4 separate regions of the Homo sapiens genome follow, and all the other regions are linked to region 4. A link is a contact called in ENCODE Hi-C data. All regions are on one chromosome and are shown on one strand. The core of a region is the stretch at or near the end of the contact, and the rest is flanking DNA. Distances in the headings are between cores, read along the strand shown.

What was found. Hi-C counts contacts between places; a loop is a spot of excess contacts on that map. Pooled maps may share reads with other maps.
Region 1: a pooled map shows a loop between it and region 4 (7-fold over the local background). The contact joins the enhancer-like site here to the promoter of ARSK in region 4. A Hi-C loop is called at or near these places in 5 of 50 pooled maps.
Region 2: a loop to region 4 is called in a map of CD8-positive, alpha-beta T cell, with 9 times the contacts of the local background. The contact joins the promoter of ARB2A here to the promoter of ARSK in region 4. A Hi-C loop is called at or near these places in 2 of 168 maps with a recorded cell type or tissue (CD8-positive, alpha-beta T cell and naive thymus-derived CD4-positive, alpha-beta T cell) and 13 of 50 pooled maps.
Region 3: a loop to region 4 is called in a pooled map, with 6 times the contacts of the local background. The contact joins the promoter of ERAP2 here to the promoter of ARSK in region 4. A Hi-C loop is called at or near these places in 5 of 50 pooled maps.

What each region holds. Positions count from the first base shown.
Region 1 is chr5:96,894,699-96,899,205 of GRCh38, forward strand. ERAP2 (endoplasmic reticulum aminopeptidase 2) reads left to right here. Exons shown (of 19, transcript NM_022350.5): 7 at 548-661; 8 at 1,675-1,806; 9 at 2,034-2,165. It also overlaps a transcript of ERAP1 not described here. Among named protein-coding and RNA genes, the nearest start is that of ERAP2, 20 kb to the left of the region's middle. RefSeq lists an enhancer at 2,428-2,487. Within about 2 kb of position 2,338, at least 8 of the 41 ENCODE cell types and tissues checked have a DNase peak (open chromatin) inside an H3K27ac peak, as active enhancers do.
Region 2 is chr5:94,109,500-94,114,047 of GRCh38, forward strand. ARB2A (ARB2 cotranscriptional regulator A) reads right to left here and starts at 2,164. Exons shown (of 11, transcript NM_032042.6): 1 at 2,012-2,164. It overlaps LOC105379087 (a long non-coding RNA gene), which reads left to right and starts at 2,203. Exons shown (of 7, transcript XR_001742441.2): 1 at 2,203-2,240; 2 at 2,826-2,905; 3 at 4,056-4,166.
Region 3 is chr5:96,874,911-96,879,034 of GRCh38, forward strand. It overlaps ERAP2 (endoplasmic reticulum aminopeptidase 2), which reads left to right and starts at 1,590. Exons shown (of 19, transcript NM_022350.5): 1 at 1,590-1,617. It also overlaps a transcript of ERAP1 not described here. RefSeq lists enhancers at 1,229-1,358, 1,379-1,528, 1,699-1,908, 2,279-2,488.
Region 4 is chr5:95,552,560-95,556,588 of GRCh38, forward strand. It overlaps ARSK (arylsulfatase family member K), which reads left to right and starts at 2,542. Exons shown (of 8, transcript NM_198150.3): 1 at 2,542-2,845. The coding sequence starts at 2,720. It overlaps SKIC3 (SKI3 subunit of superkiller complex), which reads right to left and starts at 2,418. Exons shown (of 43, transcript NM_014639.4): 1 at 2,377-2,418.

The sequences.
Region 1 (4,507 bases), core at 1,088-3,587, 1.3 Mb after region 4:
GAAGTAAGTCAGGGGCAGAGGTTAACAACTGAATTTGCTCTTCAGTAATATTATATAACAACCTGAGAGCCCTAAATGAATTCTTATGATTCTCCTAAGTACCTGCTACTTAATATAAAAAGATAACTTCACCCAGGACACTTGGATTTATATTTCTCCCTTGAACATCATCATATATCAAGGACAAGGTGAGATTGTTCTTATTGGGCAGGAAAGAAAAAAACTACCTCCATAAAGTGTTCCATTTTCTTTCTTAATATTAAATCTAATAACTAGGAAATGTTGGGCAGATAGAATGAAAGTCGAAGAGTTAAGGGCATTGAGAACACACAAAAAAAAGAAAAAAGAAAACCAAGCAAAAATGTGGTGGTGAGAATAAGAAGGCAAGGAAATCAGTAGAAGAAAATTGTACAGAGAGAAAAGGGTAGCAAAGAGAGAAGAGAGATCCTAACTAATAAAAAAAAAGTTAGTAACTATTGTATTTTTTGCTAAAGTTAATAATTTTTATTTGTTTAACTTCTAATAATATTGAGTTTTTACCTCCTAGTGGTTTGGCAACCTGGTCACAATGGAATGGTGGAATGATATTTGGCTTAAGGAGGGTTTTGCAAAATACATGGAACTTATCGCTGTTAATGCTACATATCCAGAGCTGCAATTTGTAAGTTCACAATTCTGTGTATCATACTATATGGTGTAAAGAATCATCAATTCACTATTAAAATTTCAAGTGAATGTTAAACAGAAAAACTACATAATGTTGTGGTTTTTGAACATATGGCATTTTGTTTGATACACGAAACAGATCACAGAACTGGATGAAACATTGAAGGTTTTAGAAAACAATCAACATAAATCTGTCACCCCAAAGTCTGTAAAGAGAGAAGGCAAACTAATACAAATGTAGAACTGTGTATGTGGGTTGAGAGGAAAGAACATCACTGTTTGTATACATCTGCACAGGAATGCTCATGGCTACTAGGTACTATAGAGAGTTCTCGGCATGTAACCTGAAATCAACATCATTGGGGGTGTACTTTTCTAGAATTTCCAAAGGGTCTGCTGGCTTCCCCAAAATGTGTGAAGGGATTTCTTCAGGTACGTCTTTTTTAAAAACGAATATAGTGGTCTGAACACTACACAAATTTGCATATCAAGGTGGTTAGTAATGGTTAATTAGGTCTTTGGGATATATATTTAGTCCAGTACACTATAGACAGACATGGATTCAAAGTTAGGCTCTTCTTGTTACTGTGTATGTACTGAATTTGTGGCTTAATGCCAAAGCTTTATATATTCTTATTTGTAAAATGCATATACCATATCTCCCTTGCAGAGGTGTTGACAGGATTGCAGATGATAGGTCTAGGCACGTAACAAGTATTCACTAAATGGAAACCATTATTTTATTTCTGTATTCAAGGGCTGGTACATGATAAACATTCAGGCAATGTCTGAAGGAATATTGGATTTGTATCTTTTTAAAGTAGAGAAACTTTAAAAAGATGTATTCCCCTTTGGCCAAAGGGGAATACATACAAGAAAAGAAACATCTCCCAAGAAATATCGATTGAAATCTTACCTCTAAGAACATCTTACTAAACCTACTATGTTTTCTATTGCTTTTACAGTGTCAAATAGAAACTAAAACTAAACATTTTTCTCCCTGTTTAGGATGACTATTTTTTGAATGTGTGTTTTGAAGTAATTACAAAAGATTCATTGAATTCATCCCGCCCTATCTCCAAACCAGCGGAAACCCCGACTCAAATACAGGAAATGTTTGATGAAGTTTCCTATAACAAGGTAGTAAATATCAGGTGCAGGTGGAAGCTCTGCTTTCAGAAGTGTAATAATGACTATAGAATCAGCAGTTTAAGTCACTGGTGCCAGTTCCTGCTACTTGTTTCACTTTTTATTTGTTCACTTTTCAGACATCACACATGTTCCGTAAAATTTAAGCTTCCTTTAAAAACATACCATACTACCATTTTCTTTATCTCTTTTTTCAACTCTTTTGTTTTTTTTTAAAGGGAGCTTGTATTTTGAATATGCTCAAGGATTTTCTGGGTGAGGAGAAATTCCAGAAAGGAATAATTCAGTACTTAAAGAAGTTCAGCTATAGAAATGCTAAGAATGATGACTTGTGGAGCAGTCTGTCAAATGTAAGTCATATGTTGGGTAACGATAGACTGTTATTTAATCTAGAAAGTAACAGAATAATTGTGAATGTTTATAAATAGCTATATATTGTCAGTCAACCATATTTATTCTGCTTGCTATGTTGTCATGGTCTATAGAAGGCAGCACTTCCCTTTTTCCTCTAACACCACACTAGGATGTCACGCTGGGGTGGCCCCAGGGGCTCACTATTTGACCTGACTTTCTTTGGTTTCTCTTCTACGACTAATCCTACACTTTTATGTTCCCTTGATCTAAAATCTTTAAAATGTTGTAATTTCTACCATATAACACCTAATCTCTGGCAAATTTTAAGGTTGTCAACTGTATTCCCCAATGTGTATATATTTGTTGAGCAAAACTAATCTTCTCTCTTATAAGAAGAAATCTTGCTCAATCTCTAGATCATTGTGCCTATATTTCTAGTGCCTTTACTAGCTGAAATGCCCTTTCTTCTTTCCAACAATTCAAATGCCACCCAACTTTTAAGATCCAGCTGAGATTTCACCTCCTCCTTACAGACTGTTCCAGCCCTCATTCGTTTGCCTGTCTGCTAAATTCTTAGCAGTGCACTTATAATCTGTTCCACATAATAGTACCCTCTTTTATTGTTTTTATTAGTTCAATAATGATAATGTGCTTAAGAACAAAAATTGTGTCTATTCTTTTTTTAATGTGATAGCACCTAGCATATGTTGATCTTATAATAGTGATTAATAAGCAGTTAATGATTGATTAAAGAACTTATGGTCTGTCTTTGGGATTCATGTAGATAATAGGAAAGGCAAAGCAGAAAAATTCAGTTAATTCAGATGATTCTAATAATTATTAAAATATTTTAAAATTTCCAACTGCAAAGAAAATAATTTTTTATAGAACCATTAGACCCAGAGAACTCATACCTGTAATTAGAAGAACCCTAAGTCATTGTAGACAGAAGAGATCCTTTCTTTTTTACAAGCACTTGTGTCCCAGGGACAGTAATAATATTGTTTAATATTTCTGCAGCAGTTTACAGTTTAAAGACACTTTCATGGCCGGGTACAATGGCTCACGCCTGTAATCCCAAGACTTTGGGACACCAAGGTGGGTAGATCACTTCAGGTCAGGAGTTTGAGACCAGCCTGGCCAATTCGTGGAACCCCGTCTGTACTAGAAATACAAACATTAGCTTGGCATGGTGGTGCTTGCCTGTAATCCCAGCTATTCGTGAGGCTAAGGCAGGAGAATCACTTGAACCCAGGAGCTGGAGGTTGCAGTGAGCCGAGATTGCACCACTGCACTCCAGCCTGGGTGACAGAGTGAGACTCTGTCTCAATAATAATAATAATAACAATAATTAATAATAAATAAAAAATCAAAGTTAAAGAATAAAAAGCACTTTCATGTTGATTATCTCATTTGATATTTTTGTGCCCTTATAAAGCACACTTATGGTCCAACTGATGTGTGATTTTGTGGTTAAAGAAACAAAATCCAACAATCAAAAATTATTTCACAGCTCCTATTTTTTACTTGCATTTCTTGAAAATCCTGAGACATATTCAAATACATAGTTTTTACTTACAAAAATACTTATAGGCCTGGTGCGGTGGCTCATGCTTGTAATCCCATCACTTTGGGAGACCGAGGTGGGCAAATTGCCTGAGGTCAGTCTGGCCAACATGGTGAAAACCCATCTCTACTAAAATACAAAAAAAAAAAAAAAAAAAATTAGCCAGGTCTGGTGGATCACCTGTAATCCCAGCTACTCGGGAGGTTGAGGCAGGAGAATCACTTGAATCCAGGAGGCGGAGTTGCAATGAGCTGAGATCACACCACTGGACTCCAGCCTGGTGACAGAGTGAGACTCTGTCTTAAAACAAAACAAAACAAACAAACAAACAAAAAACATATAAAGATGCTCTTTACTATCCATTTCCATCACCCACCGTCAGTGGTCCAGACACACTTTCTCCATGCTTCCGCTTAAGCTTCTCAGCACCAAGTATTGTGTTGCTTCTGTCTCTCATCCCTCTCCATTTCCCTCTCCCTTGCCATGTGTGTGTGCATGTATGTATATTTGTAGACATCAGTTTAGCTCCCCTCCAACACGGAAGAATCTATCATTTGGTGTGCATACTGGCAGTAGAGGGTGGGAGTTAAAAAGAAAATTTGGCCAGCAATTACCAGATCATTTTAGGCCAGCAGTGTAAATTCCTGTGTTATTTTTTGTCACATCATGCTTATAATCATCTCAAAAGATAAAGTAATCATCATTACTCTGTGTTTATAAGTGAGAAAACTGATACTAAGGGACAGATTTGCCCAAAGTCACCAAGTCAGT
Region 2 (4,548 bases), core at 914-3,413, 1.4 Mb before region 4:
GCACAGAAACATCTCTACATATCTACAGACACCAGATTCTCCTCAGAGGTTTGTCTGGGAAAGCTGAAAAAAATAAACTGTAAATAAATAAAATCCCTCATGCCACCAAATCAAGGAATAAATATTCATTCTTGAGATTGTTAAGTACTGCTACCTCCATGCCTACATCCTTGCTATTCCAAATATATCAAACACGCTCCTGTCTCAGTGCCTTTGTACTAGGCCAACTCATTCCTCCATACTTGCGGAGCTCACTCCCTCATTTCATTCAGATCTCCACTCAAGTGTTCCCTTATCAGAGAGGGTGAGCTTACCACCCTATCTAAAATAGCATCCTCTATCATTCTCTCTCCCCTTAATTTATTTTTCTCTATACCTCTTTTTTTTTTTTTTTTTTTTTCTGGAGACGGAGTCTCGATCTGTCACCCAGGCTGGAGTGCAGTGGCATGATGTCGGCTCACTGCAACCTCCGCCTTCCCGGTTCAAGCAATTCTCCTGCCTCAGCCTCCAGAGTAGCTGGGAATACAGGCGCACGCCACCACACCCAGCTAATTTTTTTGTATTTTAGTAGAGACGGGGTTCACCGTGTTGCCCAGGCTGGTCTCAAACTCCAGGGATCAGGCAATCCGTCCGCCTCGGCCTCCCAAAATGCTAGGATTACAGGCGTGAGCCACCGCGCCCTGCCTTTCTCTATACCTCTTAATCACTACTTGTTATATATTTACTTGTTAATTATACGTCTCCATCCACTAGAATGTAAGTTCCAGGAGCAAAAGGACTTTCTATTTTGTTTACTGCTGTCTTCCCATCACCTGAACACTATCCGGCACACTGAAGGTTGCCAGTAAATACTTGCTAAATGGATAAACAAGTGGATGCTCATGGTTTCATAGATAATATTTCCCTCTTGGCCTTGGTACTATTTATTCTACCATATGGAGCAGCCATAGCCTGAAAGCATCCAGAGCATCCTTAACTTTTCAGCGTAGGATTCACTGGTTAAGTGGAAGTAAGGCCTAGTTGAAAATTCTGAAAGAAGCCTGGTACCAGCACTGTCACTGAGGCCTTAACGAAGCAGATCCAAAAATACTCTCTTACTCAGTTTCTACATTCGCTAAATGTATACAGTGTAACCGTCCCTCGCATTGTAGGATAAAGAATACACCTTATCAATGAGATATTTGTTATGCAGTATATGGCATGCGTTAATGCAAACGATGTCATGTACTACATTAAAAAATCGCACTGATATTTTGATAAATATACAATGCACTTGTAGATAAAAACCAGAGAATTTTTCCCTCTACAGCTTTTTTGAGGATTTGGGAGAAATGGACAAATGCAACAACATTGCATGTCATTAAATACAGTATATCCAAACACAACGAGTTTCTTGGCCCAACAGATATAGACCCTGGAGCACTATAAGAATATGTTAAACACCTGGATGAGGGAAAGAGAAGACTGCTTCCAAAACATACTTACTTTATTTCAAAGTCAAAAGTATTCAACACTTAATTCATACTGCATCCCAGAGAAACGTCCCACCCGCGCCCATGCATGTTACAAGTTTTGAGAGCATTTTATAACTGCACTTTAATCCCTCTGCAGTGAATGACTTCTGGTAAAGCGCTGGCAGTTAATAATACTTTTTGTAGAAAAAAAAATTAATACAACAACCACAATACCTCCACTCGCAAGAAAGCGGAGGAGGGCCCATTACTCTGTCTCCAGGGACTCCCAGAATCCCGTACGCCCCGACATAAGGAAAGTCATCCAGGGAACACACACGTCGCTCCCGCCTAGAGAGTGGAAATGGAACATGGGACCTGCCCATCAGCGGAGGCCCAGACACAAGTCAGAGGTGTCCGCAGGGAATGCAGCGTGGTTCCAGACAGCCTCGGTCCCCAGGGCCAGCGACCACCGCCTGAGACCGACCCAGGCCAGCCCCCTCCTGATTTCGACCCGGGCCTGCCCCCGGAGCTCACATCCCCGCAAACGGCAGTCCTACCTGAGCTCTGCCCCCAGCCACAGGGCTGAGGGGGCAGGCGGGAGGAGGCGTGGCCTTCCAGTTCGCCAGTCGAACTCCCTCGTGCGGTTGTTATGACTTTCCCTCTCGGGATCCGCGCCCCGACCAAGTTCGAGTTGCACTTCCGGGGTCTTCAGGAGATTGATACGTCATTACGCACTTGACGGCAGCGGCGGCGACAACCCGGAAACGGGCGGGGCGCGGGCCCTGGGTAGGTTCCTGTGGTATTAGGTGGACTGGAGAAAGAGGCCCGCGTGAATTAAGTGTAGTTCTCTTATGCACTGGCGGACTCTGGTCGCCCTTCCTTGTGAAGGCTGCCTGGGTAGCCGTAGAGGACGAGGCCACTCTAAAGCCTCGTTTTCCCAGCGGAATTTTAACTATTCTAAGGATGTCCTTACAGCCAGTTCCCCACTCCGCTACTCAGAGTGTGTCAGACTTTACCCTGTCCATTCAACTCCAGAAAAACCGGGAGGTCTAGATTCGGAAGATTAAATTTACCTTTGAATTAGGACATGTAAAATAGGAAGTTAATATTAGCATCCTAATGACAAAAGTTTTCTCGTTATCATACTTGACTCAAATGGGAATCTTACGGATATTAATGTTTTTTCCAGAAACAGGTTTGAAAGGTATTTCAAGGATAAATCTGGGGAAAGGGATGGAAGCAACTGATTTTTAATTTTTAGATAGTACTCTCAGAGCATTTATTTAGTCCAAAACTGTTAATTTAATGAATTAGGCTAAACTAGACGCTGGGGTAACAAAGCTGAGTTAGATACCCTCTCCTCTGAGGCAGCTAAAGAGAAGGAAAGTCTGGTGGCTGACAAGTAAACCAACAGTTATGTTCTTCAGAGAGGAGATCTCAGACTCTCTAAGGTATACTTCACTTCCACACTGTTTGTACTTTGCAAATGTACCCTGCCCCCTAAAATGTAAACTCACTGATGGTAGTGACATAATCTTGTCTTTTTAATGTATCCTCAACCATACAACAGTGCCTGTCCACAAAGTAGACAATAAATACTTATTGAATGACTGAATGATCACAGTGGTAAATAATAGATTGGGGAAATCTAGAAAAGTGTATAGGACAAGAAGAAAGTGGTGTAAGTAAGTGGCGGGAGATAAGGAGCAGTAAAAGGTGAGAGAATCCACTGGAGTTAGCCAGAACTGAGTACCTGAATGAATCTCGGGCATTGCAAGACTGTTAGGGCTTCATTTCCGGAAAGAACTCAAATGGTTTGTAGAGTGACACTTTATACTGAAGAGGAAGGCAACAGCCAGATTCTGAAAAGCTTTCTATGTCATGCTGAGTAATTTGATTTTCTGCTGCAGACAATTGGGGAAGCTGAAGGATTGTTGAACAGAGGAGGGAAACATTTTTATTTTGGTGGACTTTTGCAACAGTGACAGATTATATTAAAAAGATAAGGCTCCCAAAAATGTATAATCCCAGTTTAACCATGAGAAAAACATCAGACAAAATACCTGACCAGTACTACTCCAAACAGTTAAAGTCATGAAAAACAAGGAAAGTCTGAGAAACTGTCTGAGCCAAGAGGAGCCTAAAGAGACCAACTTTAATGTTGGATCCTGAAATAGAAATAGAACGTAAGTGAGAAAACTAGTGAAAATTGAATAAAAAAGTAACATTCCATTAAGAGAATATACCAATGTTTACATAAAATATGGAGATTGGTCAAAAGATGAGTGACATGACCTTTCAATATTTCCAGGATAGAGGCCCACTCAAGGGTTAGGGGAATGTACTTTGTTCAGTAGTAAACTATTGAACAAACATATGGGTGCTTCAGCCTGCAATTCCAGCTGGACTTACATGGGAATGAATGAGCCTTCAGATTGTTCCTGTCATTGAGTCAGCTGGGGTCCAAAATTTCATAAAGCAGAGACGAGCCATCCCCACTGTGCCCAGTTCTGAATTCCTGACCCACAGAAACAATTAGAGATAATGAAAATGATTCTTGTTACTTTAAGCCAGTAAATTTTGGAGTGATTTGTTTTTCAGCAAAAGAAACTAATAGCTGTATGACAACAGCCAAAGAGTAAATATCCTTTCAAGTCCAATCCTGCCTAAGATGTCAAAATCAAGAATGAAGAGGTTATGTGCTGAAACAGAGTGAGTCCTTTTCTCTCCTTACTCTACCCTAAATGGTAAACTCCTGCCTCAGCTGACCACAAAAATATCTTCTGCAAATCTGTGAGGAGAAAGGAGGGAAAGCAACAAAAATTGTATGTGGGCTTAGATGTTTTGTTAGAATTACAACAGCCCATGTGTAGCTTAGCAGAAACCATTACAATGATGACTACACAATATAGTACAAAAATGTCCCCTCATTTTAACCATAGTCATCTAAACTGTACAAGTTAGTTTATAATTTTAATTTATACATCTCTAGGGAAGCCAGAAACTTCAGTTTCTCTCCCCACCTCTCTTCTCTTGCACTTCAAAATCCTACTAAGATAAGGAAAAAGGAAAGGAGATTTGTTCCCTCCTGGCT
Region 3 (4,124 bases), core at 340-2,839, 1.3 Mb after region 4:
GTATGGATGTATTGCCATTTAATAGACTGTGATTCAAACAAAACAACTATAGGCTGGCATATAGGCTGCCAGTAGGCCACTATGGTTCCCACACTAGGACTTGCCCCTCTGTAAATGGGGAAATCAAGGAAAGATCTTGAGCAGTGGGGGAGGCATGGTCGAGCAGTAGTTGAAAGGATTAATCTGGTGGCATCGTACAAGTAACTGCAAGAAGCTGAGCTTGAGAAGCTGGGAAGACATGATTGAAGGCCATTGTGAGGAAGGATGAGGACCTGGACTACTTTAATAAGCGGTGGGATTTTTTCTTAGTTGGATAGAAAGAGATTGAAAATGATTCAAAAAGGCCAGTTGCGGTGTCTCATGCCTGTAATCCCAATCCTTTGGGAGGCTGAGGCAGAAGGATCACTTGAGCCTAGGAGTTTGAGACCAGCCTGAGCAACATGGGAAGACCTCATCTATAAAAAAAAAATAATAAATTAGCTGGGTGTAGTGGTGGATGCCTGTAGCCCCAGCTACTTGGGAGGCTGAGGTGGGAGGATCATTTGAGCTCAGGAAGTCAAGGCTGCAGTGAGCTGGGATGGCACCACTGCACTCCAACCTGGGTGACAGAGTGAGACCCTATCTCAAAAAAAAAAAAAAGAAAAGAAAAGGAAAAATCAACAGGCTTTGGTAACAAATTGGAGAGGGACAGAATCAAAGTAACTAACTATATGGTTCAATCCTAGATAATGGAAGAAGGCTGGAAGCATATAAAGCAAAGGGTGTTTATCTGGGGAAAGAAAACACTATTTGAGTTGTCAGGGTTCTGGTTCAGGTTAGGGTTAGACATCCATGTACTGTTGGTCCATCAGGCTGTTGGAATTACAGCAGCAGAACCCTTGAAGGAGGGATCACAATGGGAGCAATGTGGGATGAATGGGGATAAATGCTAAATCTGGGTACTGGAAAGGATAAAGAGAGGGCAGAGCAAAGGCCAGAGGTTTCATCTTTGTGGAAGGTCTGTATTCAGAGCAGAGAGGAAGTTGAAGCCCAACTCAAACAGGCAGATAAAGAGAGATCAAAGAGATGAGCATGAGATACAGTCCCCTCGTGCCCAAGGAGACAGGGTGGTTACAGACATGGAAAATCTGAGAATAATCACCTCTGATAAAGATCACAGAAGCTGCCCGGGAGGTGTTTGGTAAGCTTGGAGTTACGTTTGTGGGGTGGATGGGCAGAAGTCAGATTTCATAGCACTGAGGATGCAGCACAAGGAGAAGTTCAAGATCAATTCCTAAGACAACAACTTGGCACTAAAAAACATAAACTATGTTCTGAAGGCTTTACCCTGGGGACAAGGGAAGGGAGGTGATAACAGCAGAAGTGGCAGCCACTGGCGATCCTTTCTTTCCATGGTTTGGCTTCTACTCCAAAGCCACTTATTTGTGCATTCTACAAAAAGTTTCTTGTCCTTTTTGAAATAAAGCTCTTATCCTAAGCTCCATTCACACCTGCGTGATAATGAACCAGCTAGTACTTACTGTACTCAGGAAGCATGCAAAGTTCTGAATCTTAGAACAGAAAGTGAAAGCAAAAGTAAATTCCCCTTCAGTCAAATCTGCAGCAGCATGATTTAAGGTAACGTATCAACATTTCTCTTGGGTTTGTCTTAAAATTAGATTTTTTCAATAAGAATAATGAACTGAAGGTATAGAACTGCTGTGTTGAGAAGGTTTTGTAATCTAAGGCAAGGTTCTGGGGGACTGGGGTGAATTGGGCGCGGCTGTATTAGAAAGTGTATGCAGTTGAGGCTGGGACTTGATCTAAGACGCTGCTGCACTGACTCTCTTTCAGAGATCTTTTTGTCTTTTCTAAGCGTTTGTGACAATTCTTGCCTCTTCAATCCCAGGATGTTTTGTTCACTGCATTGCTATTTAAGGTACAGTGCAGTATAATAGAAAGCCCACCAGACCAAAGGGCAAAGAGCTATGTTTTAGTCCTGATTCTGTTTCAGACTTCCTGTGTGGATTTTGAGAAGTCACCATCCTGTTCCTTCATCTGTTTATTTAATTTAATTTATGTATTTATTTATTTATTTATTTTGAGAGAGAGCCTCGCTCTGTCGCCCAGGCTGGAGTGCAGCAGCACGATCTCGGCTCACTGCAACTTCCACCTCCCTGGTTCAAGCGATTCTCGTGCCTCAGCCTCCCGAGTAGCTAGGACTACGGGCATGTGCCACCATGCCCGGCTAATTTTTGTATTTTTAGTAGAGGTAGGGTTTCACCATGTTGGTGAGGCTGGTCTCGAATTCCTGACCTCAGGTGATCTGCCCACCTTGGCCTCCCAAAATGCTGGCATTACAGACCTGAGTCACTGTGCCCGGTCCTGTTTCTTTATCTGAACACTAAGGACTTGTACTAGCTGGCCTTTACAACCCTTACTAGTTCTAAAGTTAAAGACTGTGTGAGTAAAGCTTTTCTCTCTACTCTTATCAATCAAGTACATCTCTAGGAGTGTCTGCTACAAGTGGGGGCGAGCTACTCCTTCATTTTGGCCATTGAATGCAAGTTATAACCTCAATAATAATTTCATATCCAACACTAATTACTTACTTCCTATATGCTCCATGCTGTGCTGTGCCAACTTCTTCACATGAATTATTTCATTTAATCATCCCAGCATGAGGAAGGTATAATTATTACACTGTTTTATGGTTGAGATAAATGAAGCTCAAAAAGTAAAAAACTTTGCCCATGATCACGTAGGTGAGGTTGGTGGAATTAGCGTTGGAATCTGGGCACTCTGATTCCAAAGCCTCAGACCCACATAATAAGCCACTCCATTTTTTTTAAACCCTCCAAAATTCAAGCTAATAGACCAATTATGAGTGTACTTATCAGACGTTCTTGGAACACTGAGATTTGTAGCAGTAATTTAATGCTTGTTTTTAAAAAGAGGGAGAAGTATCTTTAATATTATTTTATTTTTGTTCCTTTAACAATACCTGTCACCTGCATTAATATTGCAAATTGAAAAATTGAAGTAATTGTTTGGATAATTAATGCTGCAGAACTTGTTAAGGATTATAAAAAGAAGAAGTAGCAGAGAAAACCTTCATGGTTTGAGTTGGAGCAGTAAGGAAGTAAGTAGAGGCAGGTGGTAGGGTGGCAGTAAGAATTGATTCCCCCAAATTAACTATGCTGTTTGTCCTAATTTTATATGTGTTGTAGCTTTACCCTTCAAAAAGAAAGAAACTTAGTTCTATTTACAAAGGTAGTAAATTCAGTTTGATTTAATTGTGCTTTCAAAAGTAGTGTAAAGGGAAAAGAACCGAACCTTAAAAAAATTCTGTAAGAATATTATAAACTCAAAATTTATTTCCATGGCTTTTGACATATTGAAAATAAACTGGGGATAAATACCTACCTTGACCAGCAACCTTTACACCAGTAGCCATAAAATGAGGCCATTCAGATAATGTTATTGAAAGAGGTGAAGTTCAATGCCATTCGTAGTAATAATAATATCTGGTATCCAAAGAATATAGAATATATATATAGAATATTCTTTGTGACTTATGAAGACAAAATAGAGACATCTTGCACAGTTTACTTTCAGGCATACACTTAAAATTACATGTGTGCCTGTGGTTCCAGCTAATTGGGAGGCTGAGACATCAGGATTGCTTGACCCCAGGAATTTGAGGCCAGCCTGGGCAACATGGTGACACATTGTCTTTCAAAAAAAATAAAATATGGCCAGGCGCAGTGACCCACGCCTGTGATCTCAGCACTTTGGGAGGCTGAGGCAAGTGGATCACCTGAGGTCAGGAGTTCGAGACTAGCCAGGCCAACATGGTGAAACCCCGTCTCTACTAAAAATACAAAAATTAGCTGGGTGTGGTGGCACATACCTGTAATCCCAGCTACTCGGGAGGCTGAGGGAGAAGAATCACTTGAACCCCAGAGGCAGAGGTTGCAGTGAGCCAAGATAGTGCCACTGCATTCCAACCTGGACAACAGCGAGATTCCGTCTCAAAAACATAAATAAATGAATAAAAATAAAGTAGGCTGGTCACAGTGGCTCACGCTTGTAATCCCAACAGTTTGGGAGGATTGCTTGAGTTTAGGAGTTTGAGACCAGCC
Region 4 (4,029 bases), core at 1,292-3,791:
TGTTTATTGAGCCACACTTTGAGCACACGCCTGGGGAAAAACAAGCCACAGAAGCATCTGTGACCCACACTTTCCAAAGAGGGCTTTCGGAACTCAGTATTCTAGAGGAGAGCATGCAGGAGTGAAAAATGGCGGGAGGGAAGTAGGCAGTGAGGCAAATGGTTACATTCTCTTGAGTACCTTTTCTGATAGCATAGAATTACTGATTAGCAAAAATGTTGTACGTTCACAAAAGAGTAATCAAAACAATGAGGAAACCTGAAATTATGAGAACTAGCTGAAGAAACTGGGGACTAGGAAAAATAAATAAATGGTGGCGAGGGAGTTGGGGGAAGGACTGTTGAAAGGGAGAGATTATCCATGTAAAAGTGAAGAAAAATGCACTAATGAATGGTTAAAAATAGAGGAAGATTAACTTCAACTTAAAATAGGAACTTTTAATGAGACCTATATAAATGTGGAATGAGGTACTCAATGGAAGTGTTTCCCATCACTGGAGATGAAAAAGCACAGGCTGGACAATCCACTCAGCAGGAATGTTTTAGGATAAACTGAATGTCAGATGGGAAGTAGGACTAGAAGCCTCTTAGATTCTTCCAGCACAACGTCTCTAAGGCTCTAAAATATCTGTCTTGCTCCAAATCACTGCAGCACCTGCTCCTATTGACACTGCCAAGGGGAGAAAGAAGAAAAAGATGTATTCTTGTAAGCCTGTCATCAGAGTACATGTCCTGTGGAAACAAGGCTGTAGAGAGTAAGCACAGTTTATGGAATCAGACACAAAATTAAATATAACTTTTATGAATTTAAATGTCAGTCAATATTGTCACTATGGTAGAAAATACGTTCTACATTCCAAATTAACTCAAAACAAATTTGTTTTTATGAGAGAGCCCACTTGTATTACCTTCCGTGCTGTATTATTATTTCATGTATGCTTGGTTTTGCTTCCCTGAAATCTAAACTCATGTAAACTGAGACTATTGTTTAGGGGTTTTTTTGTTTTTGTTTTTTTTTTGAGATGGAGTTTTGCTCTTGTTGCCCAGGCGGAGTGCAAAGGTGCGATCTCAGCTCACTGCAACCTCCACCTCCTGGGTTCAAGTGATTCTCCTGCCTCAGCCTCCCTAGTAGCTGGGATTACAGGCGCCCGCCACCACGCCCAGTATTTTGCGTATTTTTCGTAGAGACGGGGTTTCACCATGCTGGCCAGGCTGGTCTCGAACCCCTAACCTTCGGTGATCCGCCCGTCTCGGCTTCCCAAAGTGCTGGGATTACAGGCGTGAGCCACCGCGCCCAACACTGTTTACGTTTTTGCATGCTCCCGCAGATCTTTATCATGCTGCTTGAGTAACAATTCTGCTACACTAACAGATAAACTAACTGCAGACAGAGCATTTAGTGAGTTACGGCACAGACTCTTCAATTTTCAGTCGTGCTCTGACTGGCTCCCTGTGTAAACTCAGGCCAGTCATTTAACCTCTCTAAGCCTGTTTTCCTATCTGCAATATGGTGAAAGTGAGGATTATAGAAAATATTCCATATAAAAGTACGTGGCACGCAGCAGATGCTCAGTAAATGCTTAGTATAACGCTCAGCACCTAAGTGCCATGTGAGTATTAAATAAACAAATCTGTTCCTTACTACAATTATCTTAGGCAAAAAAAAACCTGCCAGATATTAGTATTCAGTTGACTTAAGTAAGTAGTATAACTCCTCTTTTAACTGTCAGAATATTAAAACTACTAGTGTGATGTGCAAATTATATACCCGAAACTAGATACAGAAATTGGAATTTGGCTTTGGGACAGAAATCTGCTTCTTCCAGAACTCTCCAAAGGAATTCAACAGTCAAAAGAGACCGGTTTTTATTCTGCAGCAAAACAATGATATTCTGAACCTACGTCAACTAACTGAACATGTCACACAGCCCATTTCCCCCTCCAGTTTCGCTTATCTCCTTTGCTCTCTGAAGGCAAGGAACAGCTATGCTTTCCCCTGCCTACAGCCTGAAACTTCTTACTAGGCCCCGCTCCTCGCCCCATGGGAGCACAGTAAATCCTGACTGCACGGGGTAAGAGAAGCAATAAGATGAGACAGGCTAGAGATTTCCCTGGGAAGGTATTCGGGGGGGTCTAAGGCATTCACGGCGCACCTGAGGCGGTCCACCCAGAGGCCCCACAAGGCACCGCCCTATTCAACTTAAGTGACAGCCGCGCCGCCACCTCATCGCCGCCCAGTTCACGCTCTCGCCGAACACTCAGCCACGCTTGCGCGGCCCAAAATGAACAGCCCCGGCCCCGATCCTTTCTTTCTCTAAGTACCATTTCAATCGCCTTTAGGATCCCTTGTGCAAAACCGACAGAAATCCAAACCCACCTGGAGCAGATGCTCCTCTTCTACAAACGCCGAGGCTGCAATGAGAGCGCATGCGCCTTTCCCAGGACTCATTCACGTGACTGGAAGTGGCTGGGTTCTGATTTGCTCGGTATTTGATTAAAAGGTCTTAACGTGGGTAAAAGCGGGAATTTCTCTGTTGCGCATGTGCGCGCTCTCCGCCTGATAGGAGTTGTAGTTCTGCGGGTGAAGCTCGGCGTTACTATCAAGCAACCAAACTGCAAGCTTTGGGAGTTGTTCGCTGTCCCTGCCCTGCTCTGCTAGGGAGAGAACGCCAGAGGGAGGCGGCTGGCCCGGCGGCAGGCTCTCAGAACCGCTACCGGCGATGCTACTGCTGTGGGTGTCGGTGGTCGCAGCCTTGGCGCTGGCGGTACTGGCCCCCGGAGCAGGGGAGCAGAGGCGGAGAGCAGCCAAAGCGCCCAATGTGGTGCTGGTCGTGAGCGACTCCTTCGTAAGTACCGCGAGGCAGGGGAGGGGCGCCCCGCTGGGGATCGGCGACCTCACCGCCGCCGCCTGTGCTGCAGGCTTTGGGGAGCAGAACCTGAGACATTTTCAAACACCTTTTACCCCGATGCAAAGAAAGAAATACATTTTATGTGAGGCCCCGTGTACTCACACGTACACCACATACCTATGCAAACATGTAAAACAATAGTGAAACACTGAAAACATCTTTGCAGATCTTTTTTTTTTAATACTGACCTCGATTCGCTAAATTATTTTACCACGACTAATGAACTTTCAGTCCATACCCCCGTTTGGTTTAATTGTGTGGTAAAATAACATTCTGCATCTCCATAAAAGCGTGTTAGCTTTCCAAAAGTCATTTTCCAGTTCACCTCAAGTTTGCAGGAATTCATGTTTGGGTGAGAAGTGAAGAAAGTTTATTTTTATTACCCAGGTCTGTGATAATCCTGTTAGTGCTGATTCAAATGGAATCGTTGGTATAACTTGATTCACTCCCCCGTATTCCAGAGAAATTGTGTGTATGTGTGTGTGTTGGTAATGTGGCTGAATCCCAAACTTAAACAGTTTTTGAAACTTTCCCAAGCCAAAGGTGCTACTGTCAACCTTACGCGATGCTTTTAGGATGATCCATGTTTTAAAAAGTGCTGCTTAGACAATTGTTTGGTTATTAATTGTAATATTAGTTTATTATCACTCGGTGTTACTGTGGTCACACAGATGTTGGTGTTAAGCATATCTGGCACTAAAGAGTGTTTGTAATCATATGTTGTATTTCCTTTCTCGTAGATTCCTGATGATTAAAATTACATAGTCTGGATGTGCCCATGGGATTTTTTGAAAATATTACTTAAAGTTATCTTTGTGATTTAAACTTAGAGAATGGGCAGTACTGGAAATTGACTAGATGGCATTTTATTACAGAGTGCTCTTGTAATCAAAGGCAAATGAAGGAAGCAGGATTGTGCAGAGGAGAAGCTGAATTTTGTTGCCATCTTATGAATGACAGTTCTCAAACTAGTATGGTGCTTCAGAGCTGCTTTCCAATAGGAGTGAGGAGAACAGACCTTTCCACCTGCATGTTGGATGGCCACTGGTTGTGGGCTGCTCCTAGAATGGGGCATGGTGTTGGGCAAAGCAGCTGTCTTCAGCAGAGGCAATTGTTCATTC